Linked DNA regions of Mus musculus: region 1 is linked to region 2. A link is a loop called in an ENCODE intact Hi-C map of the cell type or tissue named here. Cell type or tissue: left cerebral cortex. All regions are shown on one strand. Links, peaks and the distances in the headings refer to the core of each region. The heading gives the core; the rest is flanking DNA. Region 1 has its middle 3.9 kb from the start of A530064D06Rik. Region 2 has its middle 21 kb from the start of A730006G06Rik.

Evidence for each region. Hi-C counts contacts between places; a loop is a spot of excess contacts. Peaks named below come from ENCODE experiments on the same cell type or tissue, not always from the same donor. Only the 100,000 strongest peaks of a DNase experiment are listed, where the experiment ranks them.
Region 1: it touches region 2 in a loop (5-fold over the local background); 2 of 42 quality-filtered maps call a loop at or near these places.

Annotation. Positions count from the first base shown.
Region 1 is chr17:48,169,726-48,172,540 of GRCm38, forward strand. No RefSeq gene overlaps it. Among named protein-coding and RNA genes, the nearest start is that of A530064D06Rik, 3.9 kb to the left of the region's middle. In left cerebral cortex, for the core only: no CTCF peak of the experiment used is centred there; no DNase peak of the experiment used is centred there.
Region 2 is chr17:48,109,809-48,112,597 of GRCm38, forward strand. It overlaps a transcript of 9830107B12Rik not described here. Among named protein-coding and RNA genes, the nearest start is that of A730006G06Rik, 21 kb to the left of the region's middle. In left cerebral cortex, for the core only: a CTCF peak has its summit at 951 (motif pointing left); DNase peaks (open chromatin) are centred at 972 and 1,256.

The DNA.
Region 1 (2,815 bases), core at 160-2,659, 60 kb after region 2:
AGAGAGAACATCTCTCATGCATTGCTGGCTCACAGAACCCCACCCCTGTGTGAACACACACGAGTGGGTGGGTATCATTTTCACACTCTCCTATCTAACTTCTTCTCTGAAGACTTTCATGCACCCATCACTGGGGCCAGTCCCTGGCCTCCTCTGTCCACATAGCTCCTATAGCAGGCAGCCTTGCCAAGGTCCAGACTGTGCAGTGTCTGTACCCACATCTCTATAACCTCCTGCGGGCATCACCTACCTCCTGACAACAGCCCATGCTCTGAGCTACACAGAGAAATCTCCCCCATGAAACCACCTGACCATCCTGAGCTTGCAGCATCTCCAAGGCTCCTCTCTCTGAAGGACTCAAGCTTGTCCTGCCTCCTGGAACACAGCATCTGACCATGTGTGAGGGTCTAATGTATAAGCAACTGCTCTGTGCCTTCTCTTCCTCAGTTGCTGTCAGACTGAGGACAGAGCTGGCTGACTTCCCTTCCCTGCCTGCCCTGCCTCTCTAGATGTTGAGCTGTGCTCATGCAGCTGACATGCACATGGCCTTGTCCTAGAAGGTGGTGTCCAGGGCTTCTCTCCCTCTTCCTGTCCAGAAGGGGACACAGTATCAGAGAGGGACAATGACTCATCGTAGTCACACTGATGTGAAGGGGTACACTGGGGGATTCGAACTCAGGCCTTGACCTCAGGACCATTGCATGTTAACTATTCACAAGGAGATGGCACTGAAGAGGCGACTGCAATGGTTTGAGTGAGATGTTCCCCATTGTTTCAGGTGTCTGAACACTTGGTACCCAGCTGGGAGTGCTGTTGGGACAGTTTAGGAGGAACCTTGCTGGAGGAAGTATGTCATACGGTTTGGGCTTTGAGAGCTAAGTCCTTACCCTACTCTGTGTCCTTCTCTCTCTGCTTTGTGCTTGTGGACCAAAATGTGAGCTTGCAGCTTCCTGCTCCAGCCTGCTGCATGCTGCCATGCTTCTCTGTCAGTGGAGTCTCATCTCTTTAGGGACAGTGAGCCCAAATAAGTTCTTCCTTTCATAAGTTGCCTTTGGTCATGGTGTGACCAGAGGGCTTCTGTGCAGGTTCCTGATAGGGTAGATCAGGAATGATACAAATAAAGAAGATAGACCTTGCAGAAGTTGCACCCGCCTCAATTCTAGGAAGTGCCTTCCCATGACAAAACAGGGCTTGAGAGTCCCCTCTTAAGGAGCTCTCTTTGGGAGTTTCCCCACTGGATACATGTTACCATCTCTTAGCCAATGATGAGTTAATATTCTGTTCCTATCTCCCACAGGAGCAAATCCTGCCCTCAATCCAAATACATAGAAAGCCTGAAAAAGCAAAGCATTGGGATCATCTATTGCACACACACATCCACATGCATGCACACACTCAAACATGCACACTCCCACACATGTCACTCCTGTCCAAGCCACTTCTTTTTCTACTCAGGCATCTATCTAGGTCTCATTGCCTCTTCTCACACTCCCACCTTCCAAAAGCAGTGATTGTTGCCTTGCAGAGAAGGGGCTGAAGACATGGCTCAGTCAGTATAGTGCTTGCCTTGAGAGTATGAAGACCTGGGCACGTTGGTTTGTGCTTTTAACTTGGGCATCAGTGAGCCAGCCTAGCCTACTTGGCATGCTCCATTTCAGGACCACTGAAACCCATGACATCACATAGGTGGGACCTGAAGACCTGTTGCCAAGGTGACAGCCTCCATATTCCCAGAATGTGTTGCCTCACCTCCCACATTTACCTGTAATTACGTCATCACCCATATATAAAGAAAGCCCCCACCCTCTGTCTTCCTCCCTTCTCTTTCCATAGCCACCTTGCCTCTCTCTCTCCCAATAAAGCTCACATAGAACTGTTTTGCCTTGTTAGTCCTTCTGAAGCCGTTATGCAGGAGAGCTGCAGAGCCCTGGTGGCTGTTGCTACTGCCACTGGAGAACCAATGTCATGGTGGATAGCCTCCATAGCTATCACTGCCTGCAGCCACTGCTACACCATCTGCTGGCACCTGCCATCATCCACCACGTGGATTTTCATTGCTGCTGCAGGCCATCGCTGCTGCCACTGCCTTGACTGCGAGACTCACAGACTTTTACTATGTGAGCTGTGTCTCCCTGTGCCACCCTGTGAAGATAGCTTCTACTGCGCCCACATCAACCACTCAATTCCACGTTTCCACTTACCAGTTCACTGGAATTCTCTCTCAGACACTGGCATATTGATTGTTAAGGTCTGTCAGCAGGAGGGCCCTTAATTTCCCAGATAGGGCCTGGCGAGCTTTTTCTGGGGGCTAAGGGGTGGCATTTTATAGCCACGCCTCCTAGCTGACATACGAGTTCAGACATTGACCCTTTGGGTGATCATATCCCTCAAAAGAGCTCTTGTTCCCCCACCCCTCCAGGCTCTTGCAGCCATCAAAGAACCCCTGGGCCGTGGTAGACCCCTTTTTAGTAAGACCAGGATTTACTCTTTAGCCTCTAGGGGGCCCTAGCCCTAGTGATGACTTGATCCTCTAGCCTGGCTGTCTTCATTTTGGTTATTGAATTGTTCTCGGGATGCTGGTACAAATAAACCCCCAATGGGTGCTGTGATGTCTTCAAATGCACCTCTAGGCACCCCAATGGGATAGCTCCTGGAAAATCTCAAGTCTTTGAAGGTAACGCCTGACTTGAAGACATCAAAATTAATATACCTCTGCAATAAGGTTTGGATTCAGTACCAGCTAGATAATAATTCCAAATGGCCACTTAATGGTATCCTTGATCCAATTATTTTAAGGGGTCTTAATATGTACTGC
Region 2 (2,789 bases), core at 26-2,525:
ATCTAGATCTCAACACACACACACACACACACACACACACACACACACGGATGGACAGAGCTTTCTCCTTCTCTTTGTGAACTGTTGAGAAGAAAAGCAGAGGTAGATGAAAAGAGAAAAGAAAAGATAATCAGGCAGGCAGAGGAGAAAGGAAATGGGCAAAGTTTAAAAGCCAGCTCAGCCGGGCGTGGTGGCGCACGCCTTTAATCCCAGTACTTGGGAGGCAGAGGCAGGTAGATTTCTGAGTTTGAGGCCAGCCTGGTCTACAAAGTGAGTTCCAGGACAGCCAGGGCTATACAGAGAAACCCTGTCTTGAAAAAAACCAAAACAAACAAACAAAAACAAAAAACCAAACCAACACACACACACACACACAAAGCCAGCTCAGGGGCTAACACATTAGACTCAGGTATGAAACACAGACTGTCACCTCAGCAGGATGGTCAAGATCAAAACTGTCTTCATAGGGAGTTCAGTTCCGGTCTGAGCAACATGAAACCTTGCTTCAAAATCAAACCAAAACAAGAACAAAACAGAAGAGTTAATGTTTAAACGTTGCCAAAGAAAATATGCTGTGTCTAAACCCAACAGGCATGCTGTCAAAGGGGACATTCTGAGAAATGAAAGACGGACAGCAGACATTGGAAACACCAGTGTAGAAAAGCAGGAGTGGCGATTGAAGCCTTGTTTCAGAAGGTAGTGATGAACGCTTAGCATGGATCGGATCTTGTCTATAGTCCCTATGGTGGGACGATTCAAGATAGGCCTCATTTACATAGCAAGTTTAAAGCCAGCCCGGGCCACATGAGACCCCATCACATAAACACAGAGAGGCCAAGAGAGATAGCTCAGTGCTTAAGAACACGTTCTGCTCTCACAGAGGACTGGAGTTTGGATTTCCAGCACCCACGTGGTGGCTCACAGTTCCAGCTCTATAGTATCTGATGCCCTCTTCTGGCCTCTGCAGGTACTGCACTCATGTGCCCCCAAACAAAGAACAAGCCCGAGATGAATGAAAAAATGAATGACAACCAGGAGAGAAAAGATGACAAAATCAGAGGCTTAAAGGTCTAATGCAGAGACCACATGTATTAGAGAGAAAAAGATAGAATAGCCTCATAGGAGTGCAGAACTGGGCAGGACCTCTGGGGGTTGGGCAGCTGTGCCAAGACACCAAAGAAAGGACCTTTCTGTCTACAGCCTGCAGCTATGTTGGCAGTGGGAGTGATAACAAGGGGAGAGGGAAGGGGGACACAGTGGAGCACATAGGAGTGGCTGAGCATGTCTCCAGACCAATTGACAGGAGGCCCGTTGGTTCAGACTGCTTCTGTGTAAGGCCAACAAAGCAAACCAATGAGAAGCACGCAGCTGATGCACTGTAATGTCTCAAAGAACTCAGCTGCACGAATTTTGCCCAAAGCTTTTCTATTATTAGGAGATGTGGGAATGACCATTCATGATTCAGGATGTGGAGAGATGTCTGCACTGGGCTTTGCTTCCTCCATTAGAAGGCGCTGGCTCCGATGGAGATGTTAGAGAGTCACTTATGTCTATTAGACTATTGAAACAATGGACCCACAGGTGTGCCCTTTTCCCCCACAGGTGTGCCCTTTCTCCCCACAGGTGTGCCCTTTGTCACCACATGTGTGCCCTTTCTCCCCACAGATGTGTCCTTTCCCCCACAGGTGTGCCCTTTCTCCCCACAGGTGTGCCCTTTGTCACCACATGTGTGCCCTTTCTCCCCACAGATGTGTCCTTTCTTCCCACAGTGTCCCCTTTCTCCCCACAGGTGTGCCCTTTCTCCCCACAGGTGTGCACTTTCTTCCCACAGTGTGCCCTTTGTCCCCACAGGTGTGTCCTTTCTTCCCACAGATGTGTCCTTTCTTCCCACAGTGTGCACTTTCTTCCCACAGTGTGCCCTTTGTCCCCACAGGTGTGTCCTTTCTTCCCACAGATGTGTCCTTTCTTCCCACAGTGTGCCCTTTCTCCCCACAGGTGTGCCCTTTCTCCCCACAGGTGTGCACTTTCTTCCCACAGTGTGCCCTTTGTCCCCACAGGTGTGTCCTTTCTTCCCACAGTGTGTCCTTTCTTCCCACAGGTGTGCCCTTTCTCCCCACAGGTGTGCCCCTTTCCCCCAGAGGTGTGTCCTTTCTCCCCACAGGTGTGCCCTCAGCAAGGCTGCCCTTGGTCTGCCATGCCCATCTTCACCGCTTTCCTGAGCTGCCTTGTACCTTTTACCTAAGTCCATGTACATTCTTCTGCATGGCCCCTCTCCCCAAGCTCATGACTTATTTCTTCCTGTGGATCCTACCCCCTCACTCAGAACTTAGGATGTAGCTACAGGAGCTTCCTGGACTTCCATGTTCCTGAAGAGGTGGGCAGTGTGTGTGTGGGGTGCTTTCTGGTTGTGGTGGGGTGTGAGCACAGGGGACAGAAGTGTGGAGGAACCACCTGCCTACAGGTCTGTTCTCAAAGACAGAGGCAGACCTGTGGTCTGCAGGAGAATGCCTCAGACTTGAAAGGCTATCTATCTATTTTTCTGTATTTATTTATTTATTGCTTGGTTTTTTTTTTTTTCAAGGCAGTGTTTTTCTTTGCAGCCCTGGCTGTCCTGGAACTCACTAGAGTAGGCTGGCCTCAGACTTAAGAGATCTGTCTACCTCTGTTTCCCAAGTGCTGAAATTAAATGCCTGCACCACCAGCTAAAACTTTAAAAAAATATTTATGCATTTTTTTAAATTATAGAAGTGTTCTGTCTGCATGTACACCCACATGCCAGAAGAGGGCTT